2 separate regions of the Homo sapiens genome follow, and region 1 is linked to region 2. A link is a loop called in an ENCODE intact Hi-C map of the cell type or tissue named here. Cell type or tissue: heart right ventricle. All regions are shown on one strand.

Evidence for each region. Hi-C counts contacts between places; a loop is a spot of excess contacts. Peaks named below come from ENCODE experiments on the same cell type or tissue, not always from the same donor. Only the 100,000 strongest peaks of a DNase experiment are listed, where the experiment ranks them.
Region 1: a loop joins it to region 2, with 2.0 times the contacts of the local background. A loop is called at or near these places in 16 of 110 quality-filtered maps.

Annotation. Positions count from the first base shown.
Region 1 is chr9:216,713-224,712 of GRCh38, reverse strand. The region is part of intron 1 of DOCK8 (dedicator of cytokinesis 8); the gene reads right to left. Among named protein-coding and RNA genes, the nearest start is that of DOCK8-AS1, 5.0 kb to the right of the region's middle. In heart right ventricle, no CTCF peak of the experiment used is centred here; a DNase peak (open chromatin) is centred at 4,884; H3K4me3 peaks cover 530 bases; H3K27ac peaks cover 1,000 bases; H3K27me3 peaks cover 2,067 bases.
Region 2 is chr9:294,628-302,627 of GRCh38, reverse strand. The region is part of intron 4 of DOCK8 (dedicator of cytokinesis 8); the gene reads right to left. Among named protein-coding and RNA genes, the nearest start is that of DOCK8-AS1, 83 kb to the right of the region's middle. In heart right ventricle, no CTCF peak of the experiment used is centred here; a DNase peak (open chromatin) is centred at 4,957; H3K27me3 peaks cover 1,259 bases.

The DNA.
Region 1 (8,000 bases), 78 kb after region 2:
AATTTCCTGAGGACAGCCCAACTTCTCTAGAGTGCTCATATTACACAGCAGAAAGCTGAGTAGAGAGAACTCAAAAAGGTCTGCCAAAGAAGGTTTTGGCTGTGTCCTGAATATTGCTCTGTATGGCAGTGAGAAGAAGCAGCGATTTAGGAAAAAGTATTTCTACCCGTGGCAGCAGAGGGACTGGGCCTCCCTGAGCAAACGAGAGAGTCAAGCTTGACCATTCAGCCATACGAAGGCCAAAATATCCACTTCAAGACTTCTGAGCAAATATCACATCTTCTTTTTGCTAATGTGCATACTCTCCTTAATTGAGTCTCCAAGCAATGAGGTAGAATTTTTATTCTGTGTTTTAAAACCATGTATTTAAAAATTAACATGTTATCGACTCAACTGCTTATCTTGGGTCAAATGCAAATCGTGGGTATATTCATCGGGGGAGAAAAATCTTTTTGAAAAATTTCCTGGTGATTTCAGGAAATGAGTAAGTGGTTATAATATTAAGGAGTAATTGAAAAACACTGTCAGAATGAACAGTTCTAAATAACCGTTGTTCTTTATAGTTTCCTGTATGCAGTACCATGCAATTTATTCTGATAAAGCTGTCTTTCTGAACTCACTTTTGGAACTCCTCTTTGCAATTACTTTCAGAACTATTTGACAAGGTACCTAAAAATCAGCTCCGTTATTTCACGGCTATATGTTATCTTTAACTCAAGCTGATATTATTTTATTTAATAGGCTTGCTTGAGTGCTAATGACTTTGGATCCCTCCAGAAGCTATACCATATATTGTTTATGGATATGCATATACACACACACCCCAGAAGTACACCTTTGTGTTAGTACTCTCAGGGAGCAGCAGGGAGAACAGAAATGGGCAACAGAATAACAGGGACTTCACATTTATCTGTAATGTTCTCTTTTTTAATTAAAAAAAAAACAACTAAAGCAAAAGTGACAAAATGTTAACAGATGTTAATTCTGTTAAGTGGAGACCTTTAGATACTTGCCATATTATCATCTGTATTTTCTATATTTTTTGAAACTTCTCAAATAATAAAGCAGATTCTCCCTAAAAAAAAAAAAAGATTTTAAAACACCAAGTTTCTTTTTAAAAATAAATGTACTCCAGTCCCTGAGAATAATTCTAAAAGGATTTCCAAAAATGTTTTTGGATAATGCTATTATCCCTAGTGGCATGACCCCAGAGAGGAATACTTTGAAGTCACGGAGGGCTATGAGGCCAGGGAAAGTGCCTTTCTTTTTCCAGCTCTCAATTTTGAGTAAATCTCCTCACTCCTTGCAGGCAGGCCCATGACTCACTTGTCTTTGTATTTCTGGGGCTTAGCACAGCACTTAGAACACAATAATCCTCAATGGCTGGCATGAGTGAACAAATGAATGAACTAACCAGCCTAGGACTTACAAGCCTACTAACTTACGAAGAGATGGGAGTGAGGCGGTGGAGTTTATTAACTTCTGTTTTTCTTAATTTAGTTCCAGTTTAGCTATTTGTATTTTTGGTCTCTATCACAGAAGAACAATGAATTTTGCCCTTTGATGAGAATGACAGAAGTCGAAGTTTTTTGAGGTTTCTGAGCAGAGTGGTACTAACTACTGTTTCCTTTTAGCCCCAGAAACCAATTCTAGAGGAAAAGGAACATTAAAAAAAAAGTATGAAAGAGGTCCATACTCTCTATTCTCTCATCCAAGTGAAAACACATACAATGAGTTATGTAATCTGGACTCTTATTTTGCGATAGAAAGGGATTCTGATTTTCCATTTGCTATTTTATTTAAAAGGGCTATGGCTTAGGCACCCAAAGGAGGAGGTAGATTGGATTACATTGTTAAGCAAAGTAAAAAGCACAGTTTAAAGTCTGGCAACTAGAGCTTACAACAAAATTAAGAAATAACTAAGTTGTTTGAACAATCTACCTTTATCATTAATCCACCTATTAAAGGAACAGAAGCAGAAAGTGAAAAAGGATAGAAGTTCTCACCATTTATGGTTGCATGTAAGGCAAAGAAAAAAGGAGAAATGCATGACTATTTTAATCCCTAAAGAATGACTTCAGAGTTCACTCTCTGACCTAGGAGAGAAGCTAAACAGGAAGAGGTTACAGGCATTTAAGAGAAGAGGTCAACACTGGCAAATAAAGATTTAAAAGAATGATAAAACTCGGTGGGGGTGTGAATGTGGGGAAAGGAGCATTCGTAGGGCCACTGGTAGGAGCAGAAACAGGTATACCTTTTCTGGGCGTCAATTTGGCAATCAAAAGCTTGAAAAATGTTTCTTTCCTATGACCAATTATACTGTTAGAAATTTGTAAGGAGGTGTTTGCACTAGCGCAGAAAAAAGTATGTATAAGACTGCTCCATCAAACTCTATACACTATTGTGAAAAGTCAGAACCTATCTCTTTTGGTTTTTTGTGTTTTTTTTTTGAGACAGGGTTTCACTCTGTGGCCCAGGCTGGAGAGTAGTGGCGCAATCATAGCTCACTGCAGCCTCAAACTCCTGGTCTCAAGTGACCCTCCCACCTCAGCCTTCTATGTAGCTGGGACCACAGGCATGCACCACCCTGTCTGCCTAATGTTTTGTTTGCTTTTTGTAGAGCTGGTGTCTCACTATGTTGCTCAGGCTGGTCTTGAACTCCTGGGCTCAACTGATTCTCCTGTGTCTGCCTCCCAAAGCACCGGGAGGCAGGTTCCAGGCATGAGCCACTGTGCCCAGCCTGGAACCTATCTTCATGCCCAATAATAGAAAATTAATTTAATAAATCATTTTACATCTAATCAACAGGATTTTATACAGCCTATGTAAATTATAATGCAGCTCTGTATTGATTTACATGCAGAGTTGTTCATGATTTTTTTTTTTTTAATGAGACAGAGTCTCACTCTGTCACCCAGGCTGGAGTGCAGTGGTGCGATCTCGGCTCACTGCAACTTCCGCCTCCCAGGTTCAAGCGATTCTCCTGCCTCAACCTCCTGAGTAGCTGGGACTACAGGCACCTGCCACCACACCTGGCTAATTTTTTTTTTTTTTTGTACTTTTAGTAGAGATGGGGTTTCACCATGTTGGCCAGGCTGGTCTCAAACTTCTGACTTCAAGTGATCCACTCACCTTGGCCTCCAAAAGTGCTGGGATTACAGGCATGAGCCACGGTGGCCAGCCCTCCTGTATACTTTAAATCATCTCTAGATTATTTATAATACTTAACACAATGTAAATGCTATGTAAATAGTTATTATACTATATTTTGTATGGAATAATGACAAGAAAAAAGTCTGTACATGTTCAGTACAGATGCAACTATCTACATTTTTTTCCAAATATTTTTGATCTGTGGTTGGCTGAATCCAGGGATGTGCCCACAGATGCAGAGGGCCGGCTGCCCTTTCCTATCTGTGATGATGAACATGAGAATAGACAGCTGGAGAAACTGGTTCTGTTGCCATCATTTCTCCTTTCTAATCTTGGGTTTAATCATAATGCAGTGGGACATGACATAATGTCTTGTACCCTAGGCCAACTTTATCAATTTGCTTAGTTTCACCAGAAATGCTGCATCGACATGTGTTCATATATACTTTCAGAGGTGTCAATCTGTTTTTCGTCTATACCCCCACTGTTGTCGATACAGCAAATGGTACCACTACTGTGCCAACTCCAGAAGCACAGGAACCACACTTAAACACACTATATAAATTTCATGTGTTTACCTAGAGCCCAGAGAGCCTTTCTGCTGCTGACTGGGTAAGACTAGACCAGCCTGAACAACACGGTGAAACCCCATCTCTACTAAAAATACAAAAATTAGCCGGGCGTGGTGGTGCGCACCTGTAATCTCAGCTACTCAGGAGGCTGAGGCAGGAGAATCGCTTGAATCCGGGAGGCAGAGGTTGCAGTGAGCCGAGATGGCCCCACTGTACTCCAGCCTGGGCGACAGAGCATGACTGTCTCAAAAAAAGAAAAAAAAAAAAAAAGAAAGAAATTAGACTACTGCTTGTGGGAACAGCAGTAGCACATTCCTGTTGCTTTAACCCTTTATCAAATAGGCCAAACGTTAATAAGCACCTGCCACTGAAAAAAACTAAATGCTTTTGTTTCTTAGCTTTCTCAGCAAGAAGTCTGAGTATGGTAACATCCCTACCTTCTCACGGTCCCTTAAAGAGGACGGAAAGTTGAGGTGTTTTTAACATCATCCCATTCCATCACTACCTTTATGGGGAGTTGAGATGGGAGACTTGGTCCCCTGAGTTCTTCATCTTTCCCTGGGCAACTACATGTTACTACGTTTTCTTTCCACTGGTCTATGAAGAAGTAAACATTAGCTTCATCAATATACATAAATGGTCAGAACTCAAAGAACTCCAAATGAAGAAAATTCACCCTGGTAGAAGGTTATTTCAGCATACATTTTGTAAGGCATCTTCAGAATAGCACTAGATGCCTAAAGCACAAATGGACCTTTTCCAAGAATCTGGAAGGAACCGATTCTAAATGTGAAAGGCCAAAAATTCTGTGTCTGATTGCCCAAGCCCCTCTGTTGGTCTTTGGTCTAGAACACATCAGACAAATAAAGCAATTCCTGAAAGCACACTACCTCACTCTGCCAGCCACCCCCACTACTGAGGAACAGCTCTGCTCTCACTGCAGATACACATCTATACATTTGAATACATATATTTTTATGCTTGTATTATCTTTGCAGATAAAATTAGCAAATACTTCTCAGAAAGCTCTCTGTAGCTCATTGTGCTCTGGTCGTTATGCCCAAAATTATTGGGTTTGTTCCTTTTTTTTTGAAATAGAGTCTCGCTCTGTCACTCAGGCTGCAGTGCAGTGGCGCAATCACTGCTCACAGCAGCTTCAACTTCCTGGGTTCGAGTGATCCTCCCATCTCAGCCTTCCAAGTAGCTGGGACTACAGGTGCAAGCCACCACAGCTGGCTAATTTTTGTATTTTTTGTAGAGACAGGGTTTTGCTATGTTGCCCAGGCTGGTCTCGAACTCCTGGGCTCGAGCCATCTACCAGCTTAGGCCTCCCAAAGTGCTAGGGTTACAGGTGTGAGCCACCATGCCCAGCCTGTGGTTGTTCTTAAATGCTATCTTTATGTAACTTTATTCTCTCTTCTTGCCACCTTGTTTTTGTCTTTCATAAAATCACTCTCTGGTGATGATTATTATGCCTAATACTTTGTTCCTTTTTTATTTTTTATTTTATTTTATTTTGAAACAGAGTGTCACTCTGTCGCCCAGGCTGGAATGCAGTGGCACATCTCAGCTCACTGTAGCCTCCACCTCCCAGGTTCAAGCAATTATCCCACCTCAGCCTCCTAAGTAGCTGGGATTACAGGTGCACACCACTACACCTGGCTAATTTTTGTATTTTTTAGTAGAGACGGGGTTTCGCCATGTTGGCCAGGCCGGTCTTGAACTCCTGACCTCAGGTGATCGTCCCGCCTTGGCCTCCCAAAATGCTGAGATTACAGGCGTGAGCCAGTGCACCCAGCTCTGTTTGTTCCTTTTCTGAAAGGACGAAATGAAGGTATATAAAGTTCTTAGCACAATATGTAGCACATAGTAAATAATTAATAAATGTTACCTATTATTATTTTAAAATAAAACTGAGATGGCAGCATGGTATAATGATTAAAAGAGAAGACTCTGGAGCCAGGCTGCCTGCATTTGAATCTCAGCTGTGACCTTAATTAGTTGTTTGTGAGTTTGGACAATTTCTATATCTTCTCTGCACTCAGTTTCTCCATCTGTAAAACGGAGATAGTCATTGCTCCTATCTCATAGAGGTGAATGAGTTACGATATGTAAATATTTAGAACTGTCTCTGCCACATAGAAAGCATTCTAGAAGTGTAAGCCATTATTTTTTCTTCCTTTCAATCCTGACTGTCCACAAGAGGGTTAATGTTTTTTTCTGCATTCTACACTTTCGTCCTCTTTATCCAAGGTTCTTATTTTACTTTAATATTTGATCAAATTTTACATCTATTCTGTATTTGAAAGACACTAAGATTTTGTTTAATAAATTTTCAGAGTACTAGTAATAATTTTTATAATCTACAAAGGCACTAAATTCCAGTAAGAAAAAAGGCAATTAACAAGACTAGATGTTCCCACAAGTACCATGTTATGACATTTAATGCAGCAGCACCTGAAATCCCAAACGCAAATGTTATTACGAACTGCCTAACTTAGATCTAGTCTTTCCTTGGCACGCAAGTCAGCAACAAAAAAATGGAAATGAAGACAAGTATATAGCACTTACAAGAAAATTAATTTCACCTTTCTTCTCAGACTGTGAGATAGTCTGCTCACTCCTTCTGGAGACTGGTGTGGTCAGAACTGAACGCTTTACAAATAATATTTTTAATATATCAGATTTGAATACTTCATTAACAGGAAGCACACTGGTTTTATCCCACAAATATTTTTAAGAGATAGTTTACACTATTCTGAGTAGTAAGGTGAAAAACATGAGCACATGCTGAATGTACTAATGGCCATATTTCAACACAGTCTTACTTTTGGAATTTGACCTATTTAAAAAAAATAATAGGTAGGCACGTAAGGGAAAACATTTCTTTTCCACCTTCAACATTGCAAAACATCACATTGTTAATGTTTATATATTAAACACTAATCAGAAACAGAACACTTTGCCAATGCTGCTACCAAAATGATGATTTTTTAAAAATTAATTCCCCTCTTGCTTTAAAGGAAATTCTTGGGATACATATGCATCAAAATAACAATCGGCCCAATTAAGAGCACAGTCTTTGGAGCAGTTTGCAATCCCAGCTCTGCCATTGCTGGTTGTATGGTCTTGAAAAAATTACATGGCCTTGTGCAGCTGTATCTCCAAGATTCCTTTTCCTCTTCTGTACAAGACTTCATGAGTTTGATAGGCTTTTTGTGAGAATTTAATCATAAAATCCATTAACTGTATAATATAGTGTCTGGGACACAATAAGTAAACAATAAATGGTGAAATTAAATGATATATGAATACTAGGTATGTCCTTATTAATCTGCTCCTTTGAATAATAATTTCTGCCAAGCTCCTTAGCATAACTCTCCCACACAACACACAGAGTGCTTCAAAAAGGAAAACAGAACTCTAAGAATACGAATTTCCAATCCATTTTCTTGCCTGAGGATTATAGAACCTTTTATACTTTATTAAACTTGAGGGGGCTCTTCTTGATCAGATTTCATCACATATTTTCTTCCATTGAATGTGTTTTGGGTTCTCAGCACCAGATGGAAGGCACAGGCGGAGAAACACTGGCCCCAAGAAAGCTCCCAGCCAGCCACTGGCATCTCCATACCTAACCCAAACTGATCTCTGCCTGAAGCTCTCCAACTTCAGCTTTCCTTCCTACCTTTCTATCTTAGGCTCTCAAAGATGGTGATGATGGAGATAATGACAGCAGTGAAGCTGATTGTAATGTTAATGATGGCAACTAAGAATTATTCACCATTTATTCTGAGCCAGACACTACAAGCAACATGCAATCAACATGAAAATCATTAACAAGACATTTTGCATTATTTTTTCTGTACTGTCTCTAAATTCCAATGTGTATGTTACACATCCAGCACTTGGCAATTCGGACTTTGTACCTATTATTCATTTAATCCTCCCCACAGTCATAAGAAGTAGGTACTATGATCAACTCTACTTGGCACATAAAGAAACCAAAGCTTAGAGAAGTTAAGTAACATGTCCAATGTTGCACAGTGACTTTGTAGCAGAGAGCCAATTTGCAAGCAGATCAGACACTAACCAGGGCCTTTATTCTTAACCCCCAGGTGACACCGACCCCGCAGTTGCTTGCAAGACTGCCTGTAGGATTAGTCCGGGTCTCGGCCACTCACCCCAGATCAACCCTGCCCAACCCCATAGTTTCTAACATCTTTCTGCCCCAGTCACACTTCCTGATCTAAAATTCACAAAGACAGAGGATCA
Region 2 (8,000 bases):
GATTCTGGATATCAGACATTCTTCAGATTTACGGTTTGCAAATATTTTCTCCTATTCAGTTGGTTATCAGTTTACTCTGTTGATAGTTTCTTCTGCTGTGCAGAAGCTCTTTAGTTTAATTAAGTCCCACTTGTCAATTTTTGTTTTTGTTACCATTGCTTTTGGGGACTTATTCATAAATTCTTTACCAAGGCCAATGGCCAGAATAGTATTTCCCAGTTTTTTTCTCTAGGGTTTTTGTAATCTTAGGTCTTACATTTAAGTCCTTAATCCATCTTGAGTTAATGTTTGTATATGATTAAAAGGAGGGGTCCAATTTCAATATTCTGTATATGACTAGCCAGTTGCTCCAGCACCATTTATTGAATAGGGAGACCTTTCCTCATGGCTTGTTATTGTCAACTTCGTCAAAGATCAGATGGCTGTAGGCGTGCAGCTTTATTTCTGGTTCTTTATCTTGTTCTATTGGTCTACGTGTCTGTTTTTGTACCTGGACTGTGCTGTATTGGTCACTGTAGCCTTGTAGTGTAGTATGAAGTCACACAGTGTGATGCCACCGGCTTTGTTCTTTTTGCTTAAGATTGCTTTGGCTATTCAGGTTTTTTGGTTCCACATGAATTTTGGAATAGGTTTTTTTTTTTAAATTCTGTGAAAAAATGATGTTGCTAATTAAGATAGGAATAGCAGTGAATCTAAAAATCTCTTTGGGCACTATGGCTGTTTTAATAATATTGATTCTTCCTATCCACGAGCATGGAATATTTGTCCATTTGTTTGTATCACCTCTGATCTCTTTCAGTGTGTTTCATAATTCTCATTGTAGAGATCTTTCACCTCCTTGATTAGCTGTATTCCTAGGTATTTTATTCAAAAGGATAAAATAAATGGAATTGCATTCTTGATTTGGCCCTCAACTTAGACATTATTGGTGTGTGGAAATGTTATTGACTTTTGTACATTGATTTTGTATCCTGAAACTTTACTGAAGTTGTTTATCAGTTCTAGGAGCCTTTTAGCAGGGTCTGCAGTGTTTTCTGGGTACAGAATTATATTGCCTGCACTGTGACAGAGCTAGTTTGACTTCCTCTCTTCCTGTTGGGATGTCTTTTATTTCTTTTTCTTGCCTGATTTCTCTGGCTAGCACTTCCAGTACCATGTTGATATAAGTGGTGAGAGTAGGCATCCTTGTTTTGTTCCAGTTCTCAAGAGGAACGCTTCCAGCTTTTGCCCACTCAGTATGATGTTGGCTGTGGATAGTTGAATAATAGATGGCTCTTATTATTTTGAGGTATGTTCTTTCAATGCCTAATTTGTTGAGGGTTTTTAACATGAAGGGATGTTGAATTTTGTTAAAAGCCTTTTCTGTGTCTATTGAGATTATCCTGTGGTTTTTGTTTTTAATTCTGTCTATGTGATGAGTCTCATTTATTGATTTGTGTATGGTGAACCAACCTCGCATCCCAGGAATAAAGCCTACTTGATTGTGATGAATTAACTTTTCAATGTGCTGCTGGATTTGGTTTGTAGTATTTTGTTGAGGATTTTTGTGTCGATGTTCATCAGGGATATTGGCCTGAAGTTTTCTTTTCTGCTGTGTCTCTCCCAGGTTTTGGTATCAGAATGATGCTGGCTTTGCAGAATGAGTTAGAGAGGAGTCCTTCCTCCTTGAATTTTTGAAATAATTTCAGTAGGATTGGTACTAGCTCTTCTTTGTATATCTGGTATAATTTGGCTGTGAATCCATCTGATTAAGGGCTTTTTGGGGTGGGTTTTGTATTACTGATTCAATTTCAGAACTCACTATTGGTCTGTTCAAGATTTCAATTTCTTCCTGCTTCAATTTTAGGGGGCTTGTGTGTTTCCAGGAATCTATCCATTTCTTCTACGTTTTCTAGTTTGTGTGCATAGGGGTATTTATAACAGTCTCTGAGGATTTTTTATATTTCTGAGGCATCAGTTGTAGTGTCATTTTTGTCATTTCTGATTGTGCTTATTTGGATCGATCTTCTCTCTTGTTTTCTTTATTAATCTAGTTAGTGATCTATCAACCTTGTTTTTTTTTTGAATCACAAACTTTTGGTTTCATTGATCTTTTGTATGGATTTTCACGTTTTAATTTTTTTCAGCTCTGATTTTGGTTATTTGTTTTCTTCTGCTGGCTTTGGAGTTGGTTTGCTATTGTTTTTCTAGTACCTCCAGGTCACACACCATTTTGTTTGATTTCCTGAACTATAGAAAAACCACCAAGCTGGTAAAGGGACATGAGGTGATATTGGAAGGTATTAGGTAGATCAAATGCCAGATAGATAAAGTAAGAAATGTAAGAGAGCTACTAGCAATTATACAAATACAAAGTTTATAACTCTGGCACAGAGAGCAGGTATTTGACCAATTTTAGTTGACTGAATTAATTAAAGAATAAGATGTCCCAGTGACGTCTGTAGGAAGAACAGGACACTCTCCCTGGATTTTATTGTGTTCTGAAGACAAACAATTTGTTTTGAGCCAAACAAAAAACAAGAATTAGCCTAGAAAAGAGATAAGACTAGCTTGGTGACTAATTCAAGTCAAGGCTTACCACAATGGGCCATCTTTTTTTTTTTTTTTTGAGACGGAGTCTCACTGTCGCCCAGGCTGGAGTGCAGTGGCACGATCTCTGCTCACTGCAAGCTCTGCCTCCCGGGTTCACACCATTCTCCTGCCTCAGTCTCCTGAGTAGCTTGGACTACAGGCGCCCACCACCACAGCCAGCTAATTTTTTTGTATTTTTAGTAGAGACGGGGTTTCACTGTGTTAGCCAGGATGGTCTCGATCTCCTGACCTTGTGATCTGCCTGCCTCGGCCTCCCAAAGTGCTGGGATTACAGATGTGTGCCACCGCGCCCGGCCATAATGGGCCATCTTCAGCATCCCCTGGCCGCTTGAATTTCTCTGACCCAAACCTATATTGCTAGGGCTGGGTGAAACGCAGGCTAAATTGGGGAAATGAAAAAAAAAATAAACAGGTGAACTCTGAATAAGGAAATAAGACTAAACATCCAAAAACGATTTCAAGGAAAATGTACAGGCTGGGTGCAGTGGCTCACACCTGTAATCCCAGCACTCTGGGAGGCCAAGGCGGGAGCACCACTTGAGCCCAGGAGTTTGAGACCAGCCTGGGTGACATGGTGAAACCGCATCTCTACAAAAAACACAAAAAATTAGCCGAGTATGGTGCCACCTGCCTGTAGTCTCAGCTACTTGGGAGCCTGAGATGGGAGGATTGCTGGATTGTCCATTAACAGTTATTTGAGAGAAATTCTCACACGGATTTTATAAACCTGCTAGTTTCTTAACAGTCACTCTCACAAATATAAATGTAGGCAACAACATATCTGTGTGTGCTGACTGGGTAAACTTTCCTAGTACATGAAGTGACTGTTTTGGACTCTCCCTAAGGGCTCAAAGAAAAAAAAATCTGTGTGATCTAACATCCTGGCTGGGGGTCAGGGGACAAAAACCAACTCAAAGTAGTGACAAATATATGCAAATATTAAGTTATCGCCTAAAATTATGCTACCCCAAATAACAATATACTGAACCAGTGATGTTTCTTGAAAAATCCAATTTTAGGGGGAAAAATTACCAAAGAATTTATCTAACATTAATTTATCCTAACATTGAAACAAACAGTTAATTAAAATTCAAATTTCCCACATTAGTATTTGCCCTTTGCCTTTTTTTTTTTTTTAAGGACTTGTACATTTTAAAGGGTATTGATGTCAAAGGTTTAGTATGACATGACACGAAGGTTTACAAGGAGACTTTTGGGCCACAGAAATAAAAATTAGGAAGCAGCTACCTAAAGACCTTTTGTGTGTGAAGCTTAGCAACCAGAACTATATCAGCTTTAGCATTACTTTTTGTGTTATAATAAAATGCGGCTATTTCCAAGAGTGTTTACTTACAAAGGAACATCTCTCTCTCTCTCTCTGACACACACACACACACACACACACACACACACACACTTACAGATGTGTGCTTGTTTCCATTATCCTCAAGTTATTTCTCTCTGTGCCTCTGTTTCTTCACAGGGTAAAGCATGAACATGAGGTGAATTCTAAGATATTTTCCCCAGCTTTAATATTTTATGATAAAAAGTTCATGCACTGTATCTGAAAAAATCAAAATCAATTCTTTTTTCTGTTTGTTTTTGTTTTTGGAGACAGAGTCTGGCTCCTTCACCCAGGCTGGAGTACAGCGGCATGATCTTGGCTCACTGCAACCTCCGCCTCCCGAGTTGAAGCAATTCTCCTGTCTCAGCCTCTTAAGTAGCTGGGATCACAGGCATGCGCCACCGTACCCAGCTAATTTTTGTATTTTTAGTAGAGACGGGGTTTTGCCGTGTTGGCCAGGCTGGTCTCGAACTCCTGACCTCAGGTGATCCACCCGCCTCTGCCTCCCAAAGTGCTGCGATTACAGGCATGAGCTACCCCACCTGGCCCTAAAATCAAATTTTCTCTTCAAAAGATGCTTAACTTTTGAGACCATCAAATTTATTTGGCTATTGTTCTTTGGCTATTGTACACAAATGATGCTTGCTTTCTTTTCTGTCTTCCATTTTGTTAGAGTGTTTGTGGGAGTTTTTCACATGGACCCCACAGTCAATGACAAATAGGCATTAACAAATGAGTTACACAATAATGTTAAAAGTTCAGTTCACAATGTGTACACTCTAAGCCTTCAGGGTTTTTGCTATGGAAAGCATTAAGACTAGCATCTTCTATGACTGTGTGTTTGAAACCAGAGCAAACTTTCCCTCTCTTCCTCATACTAGGTTTAACATCTACTTCCCCATTTAAAAATCTCAGAAAGTCTCAAAGCTCCTTGACAGCAGCAAGGGTGAACCTGGCTGGGGAGGAGAGGACAAGGGTTGGCAAACATGTAAAGATGACTCATTCCAGAAGTGCTGGCCACAGAAGGAACCATCACTGGGTAGGCAGTGAGACTGCTGGCTCACTGCCGCTGGCTACAAGAGAGTCCCAGCTTCATTACCCCACCCTGGCAATGGAGTCAAATAAAGCCAAGTTCCTGTTGCACCTAGATGCAGACAGGAGAAAAATGGGGAAGTAGGCCAATGGCTAGAAAAATGATTCTCATGAAATGAACTCGACCTATTGCTTCCCAGGAGATCTGCATTCCTTTTCTTAAAACACTATTCTAACACATTTGAGACAATCCAAAGACCAAGCGCGTTTTGAGAGTGTTCTCTTTAAAGACAGTGTGGTGCAGCCAGCAGAATCCAGGCTCTAGAGTCAGAAGGAACTGGGTGCAGACGCTGGCTCCTTAATGTACTAAGAGACCTTGGGCAAGTGCCTTAGTCTCTCTGAGTCACAGCTTCCTCAAGTATGAAATAGGGGGAAATGTTGCTCATTTTGAGGACCTATTGTGAGGATTAGAAAATAATACGTGTTCCTCATCTTCTTTTTCCTCTTCCCTACCCTCTCTTTCCTTTCACATCTTCTTTCTCCTTTCCCTTCTCTCCCTTCCTGTACAATTTGGTGCTAAAATCATAAGGTGCATCAGAACAAGGCAGCCCTCCATGCCTTGGGGTAGGGAGTAGCCGAGGAGGTCCAGAATAGGAAGTTGAAGCCCAAACACGGTGAGGATGCATCCATTTAAGATGGACTGCCTGGCATGGAAAATCAGAACCCACATGGTGTGAGGAGGGCATCCAAGCTGAACCAGGCTGGTGTGTGTTAACAGAGCCTGGAGAGTCTTAGTGGGTTTGGATTTGTGGGGAGGGAGTCTATGCACAACAGGTCAAGAGTGGCTCTGTGACATCCACAGCTGGATTGCTCTTTGTTACCACATAGGCTGATGAGCCGGGCGTGCTTTTCATACTTTTAGAAAGCAAATAGCTAAGCACCTTGACAGCTAGCACAACAAATGCATGTCATAATAAGCAATTATTGATCAGGGAAACATTTTTATGGTGTTCTGGGAGTAACTGAATTATATGCACTGATGTGTTTGAATTTTAATTGTTTACCACTTCACTGGGAGTAAAATATGGAGTAATAAAACAGATGATACCCCATTCCTTGATATCTCAGCTCTCCTTGAGCTCAACCTTCCTTCAGAATTACCTTAATCACCCCAGATGAAAAACAAAGTCTAAAGGCTTTTATGATGCTGCCCATAACACTCATGAAATGTTTCACTGTCTCTGCGGCAAGAATAAATATAGTATGTAAACAAGTTTAATTTCTTAAGAGTTCAGCTCTCCACCAGGCATCAAAAACATTCTGAAGTTTATCCCTCTTTGGTTCATTTAGAGAAAATGACAGAAGAAATAAAGCTTAAAATCGTTAATATCACCCAAAGGATGTCATCAAATATTAATCCACACAACATTATCAAAATATGCAGATAAAAGGTTGGACAAACAAGCAAACATGGCGCCATGCTAATCAGTAAACCAGTAATCATTTTCAAAAGTCATGGGGAGAAAAGTACTATTGTTTTTAGAACAAGGACACCAAATTTGGTGCTGTAAACATGAGTGATAGAATGGAAATCATTTAATAAATCTTCCAGTCTAAGTAACACAAACATTTCAAGTAAGAAAATACATTTCCTTCAATGTACTGGAGATCATGTATTTTACATTTTTATGTAACTTAATCTTTCTCTGTTAGGTTTAAAAGGAAATCTAAAAATTTCCTCTATCCTTCATGGGCAGCATTATTTGTATGATTTAAATGTCTCAATTACAGTACTTGAGTGGCAAATGCCCTGTAGAATGATGAGGGTGGGAGGGAACACAAGTGGCCATTACTCTACTCCTCTGCCCCCTAAGTGGGATTCAAAACCATTACCACAGCTAGCAAGGACATAAAAGCCTATCTCTAGATATTATGGAGAAATGTAATATCAGCAGGAGATAACTGAGAAATAAAGGAGCTAACTAAATCAGTGTTTGACTGCTTGGTTCTGGATAACAAAGGCATGTCCTTATAAGGCAAAGTGGCTTCACTAAGTATGGTCCTCCAGAGGAAGGCAGGTCCCCCCTCCATGGTGCGTTCAATATATGGGAGAGAATTTTGTGTTCATTCCTTTGACATGCTAATATAAGTATGTTTTCTGATAGGTACTACTTAATAAATATAATAGCTAATACTTATTGAATTATTATTATATATGCTACCAAAGTATTTCACTTGGAGGGAATATTGGGATAACTGGAATTGATTTCTTCTAATGTAATGGTCCAAGGCAGATTTTACATCATGGGCACTACAGTCCCAGCACCACGCAAAGGGCACTCCCGTGTCCTTTTGTAGTCAGCCCTCTTCCCCACTCCCAGACCCTGGGAACCATGGACCTGTTTTCCATCCCTGTAGCTTCATCTTTTCCAGAATGTCAGATACATGGAATCATGCAGTTATCTTTTTTGTCTGGGTTCTTCTTCTTTTTTTTTTTTTAAGACAGAATCTCACTTTGTTGCCCAGGCTGGAGTACAATGGCATGATCTCAGCTCACTGCAACCTCCGCCTCCCAGGTTCAAGCGATTCTCCTGCCTCAGCCTCCTGAGTAACTGGGACTACAGGCACGTGCCACCACGCCCAGCTAATTTTTGTAGTTTTAGTAGAGACGGGGTTTCACCATGTTGGTCAGGCTGGTCTGGAACTCCTGACCTCAAGTGATCCACCTGCCTCAGCCTCCCAAAGTGCTGGGATTACAGGCATGAGCCACCATGCCCGGCCTTTGTCTGGCTTCTTTCACTTAGCATACTGTATCTGAGATTCATCCATGTTGTTGTATATATCAATTGTTTGTTCCATTTCACTGCTGAGTAGTATTCCATTGTATGGATTTACCAGAGTTTGTTTATCTACTACCCAACTGAGTACAATCTGGGTTTTCTTCCAGTTTTTGGCAATTACAAATAAAACTGCTATGCAGTCTTGGCAATTACAAATAAAACTGCTAAACTGCTGTATTTGCACATAGGTT